Linked DNA regions of Homo sapiens: all the other regions are linked to region 1. A link is a contact called in ENCODE Hi-C or POLR2A ChIA-PET data. All regions are on one chromosome and are shown on one strand. The core of a region is the stretch at or near the end of the contact, and the rest is flanking DNA. Distances in the headings are between cores, read along the strand shown.

What was found. A loop is a pair of places that touch in the nucleus more often than their neighbours do. ChIA-PET counts read pairs that join two places held with the same protein, here RNA polymerase II (POLR2A). Pooled maps may share reads with other maps.
Region 2: a map of CD4-positive, alpha-beta T cell shows a loop between it and region 1 (16-fold over the local background). The contact joins the enhancer-like site here to the promoter of PUM3 in region 1. A Hi-C loop is called at or near these places in 2 of 168 maps with a recorded cell type or tissue (CD4-positive, alpha-beta T cell and naive thymus-derived CD4-positive, alpha-beta T cell) and 12 of 50 pooled maps.
Region 3: a loop to region 1 is called in a map of naive thymus-derived CD4-positive, alpha-beta T cell, with 5 times the contacts of the local background. The contact joins the enhancer-like site here to the promoter of PUM3 in region 1. A Hi-C loop is called at or near these places in 1 of 168 maps with a recorded cell type or tissue (naive thymus-derived CD4-positive, alpha-beta T cell) and 3 of 50 pooled maps. POLR2A ChIA-PET finds 5 or more read pairs at or near these places in 1 of 52 experiments (PC-9).
Region 4: a map of CD8-positive, alpha-beta T cell shows a loop between it and region 1 (6-fold over the local background). The contact joins the promoter of UHRF2 here to the promoter of PUM3 in region 1. A Hi-C loop is called at or near these places in 2 of 168 maps with a recorded cell type or tissue (CD8-positive, alpha-beta T cell and naive thymus-derived CD4-positive, alpha-beta T cell), 1 of 37 single-sample maps with no recorded cell type and 14 of 50 pooled maps. POLR2A ChIA-PET finds 5 or more read pairs at or near these places in 1 of 52 experiments (CD4-positive, alpha-beta T cell).
Region 5: a loop to region 1 is called in a map of CD8-positive, alpha-beta T cell, with 8 times the contacts of the local background. The contact joins the promoter of KDM4C here to the promoter of PUM3 in region 1. A Hi-C loop is called at or near these places in 2 of 168 maps with a recorded cell type or tissue (CD8-positive, alpha-beta T cell and naive thymus-derived CD4-positive, alpha-beta T cell) and 13 of 50 pooled maps. POLR2A ChIA-PET finds 5 or more read pairs at or near these places in 3 of 52 experiments (A673, CD4-positive, alpha-beta T cell and activated CD8-positive, alpha-beta memory T cell).

What each region holds. Positions count from the first base shown.
Region 1 is chr9:2,842,710-2,845,409 of GRCh38, forward strand. It overlaps PUM3 (pumilio RNA binding family member 3), which reads right to left and starts at 1,386. Exons shown (of 18, transcript NM_014878.5): 1 at 1,336-1,386. RefSeq lists enhancers at 415-976, 1,360-1,654, 1,478-1,717.
Region 2 is chr9:6,680,422-6,683,121 of GRCh38, forward strand. No RefSeq gene overlaps it. Among named protein-coding and RNA genes, the nearest start is that of LINC02851, 23 kb to the right of the region's middle. RefSeq lists enhancers at 498-877, 784-1,532, 998-1,287, 1,358-1,477. Within about 2 kb of position 1,255, at least 41 of the 41 ENCODE cell types and tissues checked have a DNase peak (open chromatin) inside an H3K27ac peak, as active enhancers do; they include CD4-positive, alpha-beta T cell, where a contact is called at or near this core.
Region 3 is chr9:5,850,293-5,852,992 of GRCh38, forward strand. It overlaps a transcript of ERMP1 not described here. Among named protein-coding and RNA genes, the nearest start is that of ERMP1, 19 kb to the left of the region's middle. Within about 2 kb of position 1,364, at least 5 of the 41 ENCODE cell types and tissues checked have a DNase peak (open chromatin) inside an H3K27ac peak, as active enhancers do; they include PC-9, where a contact is called at or near this core.
Region 4 is chr9:6,411,762-6,414,461 of GRCh38, forward strand. It overlaps UHRF2 (ubiquitin like with PHD and ring finger domains 2), which reads left to right and starts at 1,438. Exons shown (of 16, transcript NM_152896.3): 1 at 1,438-1,882. The coding sequence starts at 1,730. RefSeq lists silencers at 1,156-1,295, 1,576-1,755, 1,826-2,255.
Region 5 is chr9:6,756,638-6,759,337 of GRCh38, forward strand. KDM4C (lysine demethylase 4C) reads left to right here and starts at 1,336. Exons shown (of 22, transcript NM_015061.6): 1 at 1,336-1,566. RefSeq lists enhancers at 1-138, 870-1,229, 2,430-2,649 and silencers at 1,270-1,509, 1,600-1,769.

The sequences.
Region 1 (2,700 bases), core at 136-2,635:
TTGGGGTCCAAACTTGTGTATAACTGCTTATCTGATACCTCTAATTATGTGTCTAACAGGAACCTTACCCTTAATATGTCCAAAACATAATTCTCTATGTTGTTCTTTATGTTATTGTTGTTTGCCCCACAAACAACAATATACTATTTTTCCCTGCCCTATCGTCCTCCATCTCAGCCAATGGCACATCATCTACTTTACTGCTCAAGTAAGAAATCTGAGTTACCCTTGACATTTTCCTCTCTACTCTGCCACGCTGAACCATAAGTTAGTTCTCTTAAATGTCCCTTACGTCACCACCCTAATGCAAACTATTACCAATACAATCTCTTGAGCTTCCAAATGTAATACATTTTCTAAAGAGAACCAGGGCCTATTCATGATTCTCACTTGCTTACAAGTCTTCAATGTTTTCTACACATGGTAATAGGAACGGAAATGTTTTCCTATTGTACAGAAAAAAAAATTCCCCATCATGACCTTCAAGGCCCTACAGAACCTAGTTCCACTCTATCCGGCTAACTTTATCTTGTACTCTAACTATACTCCTTCCTAGCTCCCATCTCAGGAACTTAGCCCATTATCGCCTCTGCTTGAAGTACTCCCTGAGCTTCCAAATCTCCGTTTAAAGATCACTTCTTCAGACTCCACTATCTGCCAACTCAGCATCCAGTTCGTTTCCTCCCAGCACTTAGAATCTGCGTACATTCAGGCAAACCGCCTAGCACTGGAGTTGGGGTTTGTGAAGTAGCACAGACAGGCTGATCAGGCCGAGCACGGGCTGGGATTCCGGAGTGAAGCTAGTCCACTCTAACCCGGCACGCAGGGCAACGTGGTGGGAGAGAGGTCGGAGTCCCGCCCTTCTTTTTTTTTTTTTTTTTTTTTTTGAGACGGAGTCTTGCTCTGTCTCCCAGGCTGGAGTGTAGTGGCACGATCTTGGCTCACTGCAAGCTCCGCCTCCCGGGTTCACGCCATTCTCCTGCCTCAGCCTCCCAAGTAGCTGGGACCACAGGCGCCCGCCACCATGCCCGGCTAATTTTTTGTAGTTTTAGTAGAGACGGGGTTTCACCGTGTTAGCCAGGATGGTCTCGATCTCCTGACCTTGTGATCCGCCCGCCTCGGCCTCCCAAAGTGCTGGGATTACAGGCGTGAGCCACCGCGCCCGGCCAGTCCCGCCCTTCTTGCCAGGCTCCAGTCAGTCCCAAACTCCTAGCCCAGAAAGAGGCCAGAGGAGACTGCCCAGTGGACAACAGCCCCGAGAGACCTTCCCGACTTCCAGCGCCCGGCAGGGTGCGAACCCCTCCCAAGAGCGACCGCTGAGCCTGCCACACTCACCGCACACGTGGGACCGAGACAGCTCGCGCAGCGGATCCCGACCGCCTCTCCGCTTCCGCTTCCTTGCCTTGCTCCGCCCCCGGGCCGCTTTTTTTCATCTTCCGCGGCGGATCAGGGACTAAGAGGTGGAGCTTCCCAGAGAATACAAAAATTCGGAATTTCTATTGGTCCGCTGCTGTTATGCCTCCTCTTGAGGCGCGAGGATTTTGGCCCTTGCAAGAATCCGTCGGGCGGAGGACGCGACAACGGCCACGGGAAATGACGTCATTAACCCTGTGGCTTCCGTGCTGGAAAGAGAGGGAGAGCTCTTGCGAGGCAGAACAGGCTGCTGAAGGACAGACCTGGCTGGCGCGGTTAATAAGAGGCCTGCATCCCGTAGCCTGAACAAATATTGAAGTAGCTAAAGTTTCTAAAGTGTGTTAATTTGCATACTTCCTCAGCAGTCCAGCGTGGAGGATAAAAGGGGTATCTTGTGAGTCGATTTGAATTGTAATCCCGTTTTTTTCACTTGCTAGCTGTGTGGCTCTGGGAAAATTACAGTTTTTATGAGCTTTGGCTTCCTGATCAATAAAATAGAAATAATTAAGTGATACGTGCAAAGCGCTTAGCATGGAACGCTCTCAATAAATGTTTGCCATTTTTAGTGTCTGCTCGTGCCTGGAAACTGCTGTTATTCCATTTTATACTTCAGGAAATAAGATTGTGGTTAGGATATATGCCCCATTTTCCAGATGAAGAAACTGACACCACAAACTTGCTCGTGTCAAGCAACAGAATTTTATTCTTTAACTGTTCTAGAGGCAAGAATTCCAAAATCAAGCTGTTGGCAGAGCCCTGCACCTTTTGAAGGCTCTAGGGGAGAATGCTTTGCTTCTTCAGCTTCTAACGGTTCCAGGCGGTCCGTGGCCTCTTGTTGCATGACTCCAATCTCGGCCTGTCTTCTAATGGCCTTCTCCTGTGCCTGTGCCACTTCTCTGTGTGTTTTTAGGACACTGAACATTGAATTTAGAGTCCACGGGGATAATCCAAGATCATCTCATCTGGAGGTCCTTAATCACATCTGCAAAGGCCCTTTTCCCAAATAAGGTCACTTTCACATGTCCTGGGAGTTAGGACATAGACATATCTTTTGGAGACTATTCAACCCACTGCATCTGTAAAGTTGAGGAACTGGCACTTGATCCCTGGTGCCAGACTTCAGATTTTACTGTCTTCCAACTTACTCCGTTTTCTGGCCACTAAGGAGTTAGAGTTGAAACTGGTAATTTAGTAGACTGTATGCTTCTTGATGACAGGGGCCATCATTACTTTCCAGGCACTTATCTCACTATGCAGCACATAGATACTTGATAAGTTCTTGTCGTC
Region 2 (2,700 bases), core at 5-2,504, 3.8 Mb after region 1:
TATGGTATTATTCCTTTCACATAATACTAGATTTTGCTAATATTTTGCTTACAGAGTTTCCCGTCTAGACTCATGAGCAAAACTTGCATACACTTTTCCTTCCATTCGCTGTTCTCGTCAGGTTTTCCTATCAGGGTTATGCTAGGCCATTAAAAAGTTTAAAAGTGTTACCCGCTTTCATCTTCCTTCCCCCTTTTATTCTGGAACTATTAAAGACTGGAATTATGTTTTCCTCTTATATATCGTTCAATTTGCCAGGGAAGCCATGGTGGCTTGCAGTCTTCTTTGTTGGAAGACTTTGGACTACTCTTTCAATTTGTTACTAAACTATGTAGGTTTCCCATTTCCCTAAACATGGAAACAGAAGACCTCCTAGGACGTCTCCATTGCGGGAGGGAGACTGCAGAGGTCTCCGGCCACAGGACTGAGGAAAACCGCAAAAAGACGCGGTCACTACTAGGCGGAGTTAAACTATGGAGCCGGTACCCCCAATACCCTGCCCGGCAAGGCCGCCTCGTGACGTCCCCGTCTGACAGAGTCCCTCCCCATAGGGCCGCGACAGAACCACCGCACGATGGGACACGCGAGGGTAAGCTCAGGTCTCAGCGCATCGTGTGGGCGTCGGGACAGCGTCCTGGGCACCTGTTCCTTCCACCTGCTCAAATCTCTTTCCCTTCTATGAAGAAGGGGGCTCCGGGCCCCATCCCCAGGGAGCAAGAAGACGCAGAGGACCGCGCCGGTTCAGGTGCCGCTGGAGAAATGGAATCTGACGGAGAAACTGATCTGGGGCGGCAGCCCGCTAGGTTCGCCTGACTCACTAAATGCTACTACAGTGCCCCACACGGACTGCCACGAGCGGGTCACGTGACTGGACTCTGGATCGGCTGTGCTGTGATGGCCGCGTAGCGCGCTGCTGTGCGCGCGAGACTATAAGCCTCTGGGCCGCCGGTGCCTCCGCGCGGTCACCGCCTCCACCCGCCTGGCCGCTTCCCTCGGCGCATGCGTAGCACACCGACTCCAGGATTGTTTCCCAAATCCCACTTCCGCCACTTCCTCCTCCCGAGACCAGCCAAGCGCGCCTGGCTGTCTGCCCTTCTTGGGCTCTTGGGGAGAACGTGGTCCGGGAACTGGCAGTCACGGGGAGGCAGCACAAGAGGTTTTCGCCCTCATGTGCTGGTGCAACTATCGCGACCATCACCCTGAGAACTGGAGGAAGGGTGCCGCAGGCAAAGAGTGGCGCGCCTGCAGATTCGGTTCCGCGCTTGGGGCTCTCGCGAGACCCGGCGCTGGAGTGTGGACCGCGCGTGCCGGTGACGCGTGGTGCAGACACGTCGCCGGTGCCTCTCTCCCTAGGCCTTCCTGGGGGTGAGCTTCCGTCCCAGACGTCTTCGGTCCTACACTGCTTCCATTTCTTTTTTTTTTTTTTCCTTCTTTTTTTCTTTGAGACAGGGGCTCATTCTATCACCCAGGCTGGAGTGCAGCGGCGCGATCTCGGCCCACCGTAAGCTCCGCCTCCCGGGCTCAAGCGATCCTCCCACTTCAGCCTCCTGAGTAGCTGGGACTCCAGGTGAGCGCCCTGCTAATTTTATATTTTTGGTAGAGACGGGGTTTCGCCATGTTGCCCAGGCTGGTCTCAACTCCTGGTCTCAAGTGATCCGCCTGCCTTGGCCTTCCAAAGTGCTGGGCTTACAGGCGGGAGCCACTGCACCCAGCCCTACGCCCCATCTTTCTGGGTTTCTGCCTGGTATTGTTACATCTCCAACAGGCTTAACTCAAAGCTGACTTTCCGCCTGTGCTGTATCTGCCCCATGGTCCTTTAGAGTATATAAAATATAAATGGCACTTTGGGAGGCCGAGGCAGGAGGATTGCTTGAGCTCAGGAGTTACTGACCAGCCTGGGCAACATAGTGAGACCCCCGTCTCATTAAAAAATAATAATGCAGGCAGGGCGCAGTGGCTCATGCCTGTAAACCGAGCACTTTCGGAGGCCAAGGTGGGCGGATCGCCTGAGATTGGGAGTTCGAGACCAGCCTGACCAACATGGAGAAACCCCATCTCTACTAAAAATACAAAATTAGTTGGGCGTGGTGGTGCGTGCCTGTAATCCCAGCTATTCAGGAGGCTGAGGCAGGAGAATCGCTTGAACCCGGGAGACGGAGCTTACAGTGAGTCGAGATGAGCCACTGCACTCCAGCCTGGGCAACAAGAGCGAAACTCCATCTCAAATAATAATAATAATACAAATAAATAAATGTACACACACAAATAAATGGACTTGATAGCGATTTTTTTAGGTTTTCAGCTGCCCAATTCAAGAAATGTATTTCTTCTTGTCCCTGATTTCCGTCACTGTCCCAAGGCAGTGGGATTAAAGCACCACTACCGTTTTTAGATCCTTGTGTTTGGCATTCCATGTCCTCCTCTCAAGACGTTTGACGTAACTTTCTCCATCTGCTCTGTTGAAACATATGCTTCAAAATCTTTTTTTTTTTTTTTTTGAGACGGAGTCTCGCTCTGTTGCCCAGGCTGGAGTGCAGTGGCGCGATCTCGGCTCACTGCAAGCTCCGCCTCCCGGGTTCAAGTGATTCTCCTGCCTCAGCCTCCCAAGTAGCTAGGACTACAGGCGCCCGCCACCAAGCCCGGCTAATTTTTTGTATTTTTAGTAGAGACGGGGTTTCACCGTGTTAGCCAGGATGGTCT
Region 3 (2,700 bases), core at 114-2,613, 3.0 Mb after region 1:
TACTTTGGAGGCTGAGGCAGGAGAACTGCTTGAACCTGGGAGGTGAAAGTTGCAGTGAGCCAAGATCGCACCATTGCACTCCAGCCTGGGCGACGAGAATGAAACTCCGTCTCAAAAAAAAAAAAAAAAAAAAAAAAGAAGAAGAAGAAAAAAAGAAATAGAAAATTCCCTGGCCTTCTGGGGTGGTTGGGGGAATTGGGAGGGAGCATGTGGCTGAGGAAACTGAATGTTTAACAAGTTCCTCCTGTGACTCTGAGATACCGTGAAGTTCGTAAACCTCTGAAAATGCTCACTGTCAGTGGTTCTCTACTCTCACTCTACATAAGAACTAGATGAAGCATCAGAAAAACCCAAAAACAACAACAACAAAAAATCCTGGGCCCAATCCCAGTATTCAGTTAATTTGGATGGTGCCAGGCAATTGTATAATTTTGGAAAATGGCTCAAATGATTCTAATGTGCAGTCAGAGTTGGAAACCCATGGCCATTGTGAACAGTGGTACCAAATGCTATACCTGAAAGGGCAGCCACCCTGTAATTCTACCCTAGCCTTCTGGCCATGTCCTAGCTTGCAAGCTCTGAGGAGGTAGGGCAGGACTCTGAAGAATAGAGAATGAATGAGGAACAAGGTTGCATCCTTTGAAAACTCCAGAGCTTTGATCAGTTACCTCACCCTCAATTCAATCCCCCATCCAGGAACTGCCCATGCCCTGACATCCTCCCTTGACTTATTCCCAAAGATCTCACACTGTGTTCCCTCTTTTAGACCCTTCAGAACAAAATCTGAAGATGTTAGCCCTTTTAGGCCCAACATCTCTATGCTGTGCTGGTATCAAGCAAAGCCTCCAAGATGTTTCCAATTTGTGAACATAGTGCATCTTGTAATTGATTTGTTCTTCTCTTTTCTCTATCTACTAGGAAGCTCAGAGCCAAATCTGAGGCACACCTTTAGCAGTCATACAGCACCTTATGGCATACATTTGCTATACCTTATTTTCCTGTCATAGCTTTTCTTTCATTTGTTTCTGTTTACCTATTTTTTACAGAGAAATGTCCTTTTTTGATTTATTCTGACATGCTATAAATGAATTAATTACACTATTTAAAGACTTTTCATCAATACATTTCTCTTTCTCTTGGGTCAGACAGAGAAAAAGAAAAGAGCATGCAAGAAAGATGGAGAGAAGAAACACATGCACACAGATAATATATAGAAGTGGGAGGAGGCGAGGGAGGGTTCGTGATCATATCAGCCTTACACAGGGTGGTGCTCTCCAAGGGGCAAGAGTCAACCTGCTTATTATAACCATTTCACAAGGATCTTAAAGGAACTTCCTTCTATGGTCAAACCCTTTTGTTCTTACTCAGAATCAGTCTAGCTGTTAAGTCTGTGGCAGCTGGAGCTACAAAACCAAGGCCTGAAAGTTGCAAAACTAGGTACTGTGACTGTGAGTCACCTTTCCCCTTCACACACATACACCCCACAAAATTGATTTTAACACACATAAAAATTGAGAAAACACTATAATACTAAATCTAAGATGATTTACAAAGGAATATTACTTAACGAATGGCTTGAAGTAGTTTTTTAAAAGCTTGGAGAGATTTTGATTTCATAATGAGTCAACAAGTCATTTTTTCTGCCATTAAAAAATCTCATTTCTTAATAAAAACACTTAGTTTTTCATGACCTTATAAATAAAAAAGCTCCCATTTCAAAGTAAAAATGAAATCTAAGATTATATAGACGTTTATGTCATTACTTTTATCTAAGCAACATACATACATGCTCAAGTAAAGCAAAAGGTTAAGTAAATTTCTGCAATAAATAGGCTGCTTTTGAAATGCAAAGAACATTATAAAGAATGCAGAATCTTAAGGGTAATCAAGCAGTCATTAAGTTTTTCTTAAGTATTCACTTTAGATGTTGTTATTTCTGGCACAGGTAAGCAGCAGAGTGTTTTTTTTTGTTTTTTTGTTTTTTTTTTCCAGACAGCGTCTCATTCTGTCATGTAGCTGGAGTGAAATGGCATGATCAAGGCTCACTGCAGCCTTGACCTTCCCACGCTCAGGTGACCTCCCTCCTCAGCCTCCCTCATAGCTGGGACTACAGGCATTGCCACCAGCTAATTTTTGTATATTTTGTAGAGATGGTCTTTTGCCATGTTGCCCAGGCTGGTCTCGAACTCCTGGGCTCAAGTAATCCAGCTGCCTCAGCCTTTGAAAGTGCTGGGATTACAGGTGTGAACCACTGTACCCCACCATAGCAGCAGAATTTTTTATGTGCTCAAATACTGGAATCTTTGGTTACTGCCATATCAGCAAAGAAGCCAACCATTTTAAGAATGTTTTATGAGAATGTTCATTAAAAAAAAAAAAAAAGAATGTTTTAAGTGAACACCTTGCAAATCCTAAGGATAGCTATCTATTTTTTTAACCTTGTATGTATTTTAATAAGCTGCCTCAAACATGCTTTTTGAAATCAGGGAAGATATAGAAAAATTAATAACAGCAACTGATAGGATTCAATTCATCACACTGAAACATGTTTTTGTAAATGAGATAAAAATCCTTTCCTGACTACAGGGTCATCTCACCTGTTAGTTCTTTTCACTACAGGGGAGAAAACAAACAAACCAGCAAAAACCTTTTCCTCTGCCCTCTTAGGTTCAGTGTCTGGGGCCTGAGAATTAAACTGGC
Region 4 (2,700 bases), core at 188-2,687, 3.6 Mb after region 1:
ATGGTACTGTACCTTTATGGGAATAATTAGCACCTATGTGAATATTTAAGTTACCGATTTTGGCAAATGTGAAGTCCAAGTTGTCTTGTTTTGTTTACGTTTATATCCTCTCTCCCTTCTTGAGAAGACATATTTTCATTTAAAATAAACCCACTTGGCCGGGCGCGGTGGCTCACGCCTGTAATCCCAGCACTTTGGAAGGCCGAGGCGGGTGGATCACGAGGTCAGGAGATCGAGACTATTAGCCGGGCGCGGTGGCGGGCGCCTGTAGTCCCAGCTACCCCAGGGAGGCTGAGGCAGGAGAATGGCGTGAACCCGGGAGGCGGAGCTTGCAGTGAGCCGAGATCGCGCCACTGCACTCCAGCCTGGGCGACAGAGAGAGATTCCGTCTCTAAATACATACATACATACATACATACATACATAATAAATAAAATAAAATAAACCCACTCACCCCCACCCCGACTCCCCAGCTGTAGCAGGGAAGGATTAAGAAGGCGGGGTGGGGGGTGGGGGAAGCCCTGTTAGGTAGTGCTGCGTTGGGCCCACTTCTGAGGGTTTAATCCTAGTAGGGTCTTTGGAGTTCTTTCTTCGGAGGCGCGTAGCTCTGCATTATTTAAAACTGTTTCCCGCAAACCCGCAATCCCTTAGGCCAAAGGCACCCCTAACGCGGAAAGTCTACGAACGGAAATGTCCGGAGTTAGAGAGCGGCCTTTCGGGCAGCTGCCCCGACTTCTCCAAGGCCGGAGGGCCGGCTGGGAGCGCTGCAAGCCAGAGAGGGCGATCCCAGCGGGACCCGCGGCCTGAGGATAGGCCTGGAGCTGCCGCCTCCGCCAGGCGACGGGAAACCCTCGGAAGTGGGTTTCCGCGCGAAAGTAGCATTGCGGCCAGGCGGGAAACGTGTTCGCGAAGCAGGAGGGCCCCCGGGGCCTTTCCCGGGCGACCCGACCCGCCAGGCCGCGTGGCGGGAGCTTTCCTGTTGAGCGCGGTGGAGCGCACACATTTCCTTCAGTTCTTTCTCGGAAGTTTAGGCCGCACCCACCCGCGCCCCCTTTCCAGGATTATACAAGTGCACGCCAGGGTTTCTTATTTTTGGTGTGTTTTTGAGACCAAAGAACCATATCCGCTAAGCCTGAGGAGGCACCCGCCCCCTCAGCTCTGAAACGAGGCCTCAAAACGGCAACCGATGTGGTAGCCGCGCAATCTTCCGAAACCCAAAGGCTAGAGGGCGTGCCCAGTGGCCAGGTGCAGGCGGTGGGGCAAGTAACGGCTTTTGGTAGCCCCGCCCCTCCGACCCGCCCTCTCCGCGCCTGCCCATTTTCGTTCCCTCGGGTCTGTAACCCTCTCCCGGGCCGCTTCCTCTTTAAGGCGGAGCCCGGCGTGGATCTCGCGAGATCCGGCTTGGCGCCGTGACCTCCATGTGGGAGCTCCAGCTCTATAAGTAAACACTCTGCGCGGCGCAGACATGGCCTCTTCCTATCTTTGAGGCGGTGTCTGCGGCAGCGCCTCAGAGTGGTTCCGGTCGTCTCTCCTCAAGTCGGCTAGTCGGGCGCGCGCGCTGAGAGTCGTCGCCGCCTGTCGGGCCCGGCGTCCGGTCGGTCCGGTGGGCGCGCTCGCCCGCCTGCCGCTGAGGGCCCGAGCCGCAGGGAAAGCGGCGCGGGCCGGGCGGGGCGCGGCGCCCAGAGCTCAGGGGGAGACAAAGGGGACCGGTTCCTCTCTAGGCGCCAAGATGTGGATACAGGTTCGCACCATTGATGGCTCCAAGACGTGCACCATTGAGGACGTGTCTCGCAAAGCCACGATTGAGGAGCTGCGCGAGCGGGTGTGGGCGCTGTTCGACGTGCGGCCCGAATGCCAGCGCCTCTTCTACCGGGGCAAGCAGGTGAGGCGCGCCCGCCGCGCCCCTAGCGAGGCTGGGGGCCGGAACAGCTGGGCTCCTCTGGACGCACCGGTCCGAGGGCTCTGTGCGCCGCGCGCGCAGGGCTCACCTGGCTCCGCTGCGGGTGGGCAGCCCCCGCGAGGCGCGGGGTGCGGGGCCCAGTCCCGCCGAATGGTGGGGAGTGGGTCCCTGCCAGCCCCAACTGGAGGTGCGCCGCGCGGGGTCAGAAGTGAGGGCGTCCGGAGCGCAAATATCTCGCCGTTTGTATTTGGTAGGACAGCGGCCGTAGGCACTGGGTGCCCAGGTCCCTCGCTTCCCGCGCTCGGCGGGGCCTGGGGCCCCCAGAGGGCGGGGAGGGCAGAGGGCTCTGGCGGCCATGCCACCGCGCGGGAGACCCGGAGAGCTGGCTAACCCGGCTGAGCGTTCGCCTGGCTTCCGCGGCTCTTCCGCGTCTTCGGCTCTCAAACAGGGGAAACTCGGGCATTGAGCTCTCAAGAATAAGAACCCTAACTCTGCTTCCTGACTGTGGTAGGATTCGCGCAAACTGAAGATTCGAAGGGTTTCCAGAACTTCTGGTCCCTCTCCCTCGCCGCCTTTCCTAGGTTTGGAATGTCTCGAGGGAGGTTAGAGACCTGGGCATGAAGAAACTGTCGGTTTAACCGGGGGCCGGGTTTACGAATGCCCTATATAAGCCAAGAGTTTTATTCCCGAAGTGAAAAGGAGTGTAAGACTGTTTGCTTTTCTTACTTCTCGCCTTCTAATACTCATGTCGTTCACGCTTTAAGCATAGCACTGCAGCATAGCCAGCGGTGCATACTTGA
Region 5 (2,700 bases), core at 86-2,585, 3.9 Mb after region 1:
ACCCGTGAGGCGGAGGTTGCAGTAAGCCGAGATAGCGCCATTGCACTCCAAACTGGGCGACACAGCAAGACTCCGTCTCAAAAAAGAGTGTGTCTGTGTGTGTAGCGGAACTTTGTTTTTAACAACTAAAGAAATATGGTGACCCAATAATCCCGTTAGCCTTAGCTCAATTAATCACATTCCATCTGTCCTCACAATGTTCACCCCAGTGAGAAACGAGTTCAAGCGCGTGGTAAGCGGTGTCGATATATTTTTAAAATTCTGTTATCAGTATAATGTAACAGAAAATTCAGCATATTAGCCCAACTTTGCTCACTGGTGTGAAGATATGCCCAATCTTTCTTAGCTAAGACGTTAGAGAAAACGCCACAAGGGACCCAGCTGGGAGCTCTGTAGGAAGTTTAAAAAAAAAATCATTCAGCTTTGCAAAACATCTGATGCTCAACCATCTGTCTTTGGCAGTACAGGGGCTTAAGGTCTGGTTGGTTCCTTCTGACACCTCGGAAGGCGGAGTTACAGAGGAAAAGCAACAAGTTGTAGGAAGTTAACTTATCTAGTCTCAGACGCTGGAGGCACCTGCATTTCTAGTCACTTCAGTTCTGGCCAAACTGTTATCAACTCTAGTTTCTGAGGGACCGCCAGCCCAGGATTCCTATTGGGGTCACCTTTGTGCCTCCCTATCTTAAGAGCACACTTGGGCGGGTCGGGGCGGGACGTGCTGGGTGTAGGTGACTCAACACCGGACAGTTTTGCTTCCAGAGGCTGACACGCTCCTGCGCGGTAGTTGTTAAAGGGTTGGGACACGAAGATACTCTTCGCCTATTCGGGATCTCCCATTGTGGGAAGGAGGCTCAGTGGTCCCGGCCACCGGGTGAAGGGAGAACGGGAACACAGCGCTGTCATCGCCGGAGAGCTGCGAGCCCCGACTTTCTCGCCAGGCTCTCCAGTACATTCCGAGGCTCCACCCCGGTAACGCCACGCTGACGTCCGCGCGTCGGAGGCCGCCATAGGTGCGCGTCGGCGCCCAGGAGGACGTGTGGCGCGTGGACTACATCAGGTCCAGCCCTGCGGGACCCCAGCCAGCGCTTCCGGGCAAGGTTCTGTGCACCTGTTTTCTCCTTCTACGCGAGTATCTTTCCCCTCCGGAAAGAATGGGATATGCCTGTGTCCAAAGGACAAGAAGATGCGCGCCAGCAAGCCTAAGTTAACCACAGCGCGGAAGTTGAGCCCAAAGCAAGAGCGTGCCGGGCACCTTTAAGCTGTTTGTAAGCCCACGTGACTCACCAAGTGCGGGCCCCAGCGGTCACGTGACGGCGCGCGCGCCCTCGCGCAGGGAGAGCCGGCGGTGCGCGCGCCTTCGCCGCTGCCTCCCACCCACCCCCTCGACGGGAGGGTGAGGCGCGGCGCAGTGATCGGGCGGCCGGGGTCCTGTGCGCGTGCGCAGCGAACAGCTGTCACCTAGTGCGGAACAAGTCTCCCAAATTTCCCAAATCTCCCTGGGCCGGAGGCCACTGTCTTCTCTTCCTCCTCCACCGAGTCGTGCTCTCGCCCCAACCCGCGCGCCAGGTAACCGCTTTTCCGGAGTCTGGGGGCCAGGGCGGGGGGAGGGTCCGGAGAGGTCTTCCCGGCACTGCCCCCCTCCGCGTGGGGCACGGGGGTGCGGGCGTCCGGGCGAGCGGCGACGCTGGGGCAGAGACGCTCCGTCCGTGACTGCAGCGACTGTCAAGCTGGGGAGGGAGCGGCCGGCCGCGGCCGCAGGGGAGGGATGCGGGGGCCGGTGACAGCCCGCTCCGGCCCTTACCGAGGTTCGGTACCCGCGCTCGCCGTTTTCCCGGGATCCGGAGTCGGGGTCGCCTCCTTGGGGCAGAGGAGCGCTCGGGCGGTCCTGGGATGCGGACCTCTTAACGCCGCCAGTCGGCTGTGGCGGACTCCAGGAAGGCCGGGCCTGGTGCACCCCTCGGGGCCCTCCCTTCCCTGGGAGTGTCACGACCCGCGGGGTGAGGGTGGGAGCTCCTCTCCTGACCACCCGTTGCAGGCAGTCATCCCGTCATTCGGGGTCGTCTTCAGCCCTCGCGGCTGTCCTTTTGGTGTTTCTTTCCCCCGGCATGGGGCCATTTCTTCCTGCAGTGCCTGGAGGAACCATGATGCGGTGTAGACGGCGGGTGCTTAAATAAATGCGAGTTGGATTAGGGCGCGTGGACTGCCAGGCACAGAACGTGGCGTGGAGTGGGGACGTGGAGGAGGGAGCCAGACAGGCCGGGGCTGTAGGCAGGAGCTTGGGGTTTTCCTCTGTGCTCCGCCAGTAAAGCCAGCAGCCGGGATTCAGATGCTTTCCGCGTGGACTTGATGCTGGGCTCCCCCTTTGCTGCGCGGTGCAAGCCTGCGCTGGCTGGCTCTGATTGTGGGCAATACTACCGGGAGGGGTTTTGTCAGGTTCCTTCTTCCGGAAGAGACAAGGTAAACTTTTTTTTGCGCTTGATAAACTAACCCCGAGAGGTGATTTATAAAGCACTGTTCGGAAATGTAGGTTAGAAAAGCAGAGTCACTTTTATCCTGGTGAAAGTTACTAGTAGGTTCCGGCCACTTAGGTTCACACTAAACTCTGCCCTATTTTCACCCATTTCAGTTTGCGGTATTTAAAAAAATGTCTAAATTCCGGGCAGCTTGGCTTTACTGTTTCTATGGCAACGGTGACTAATA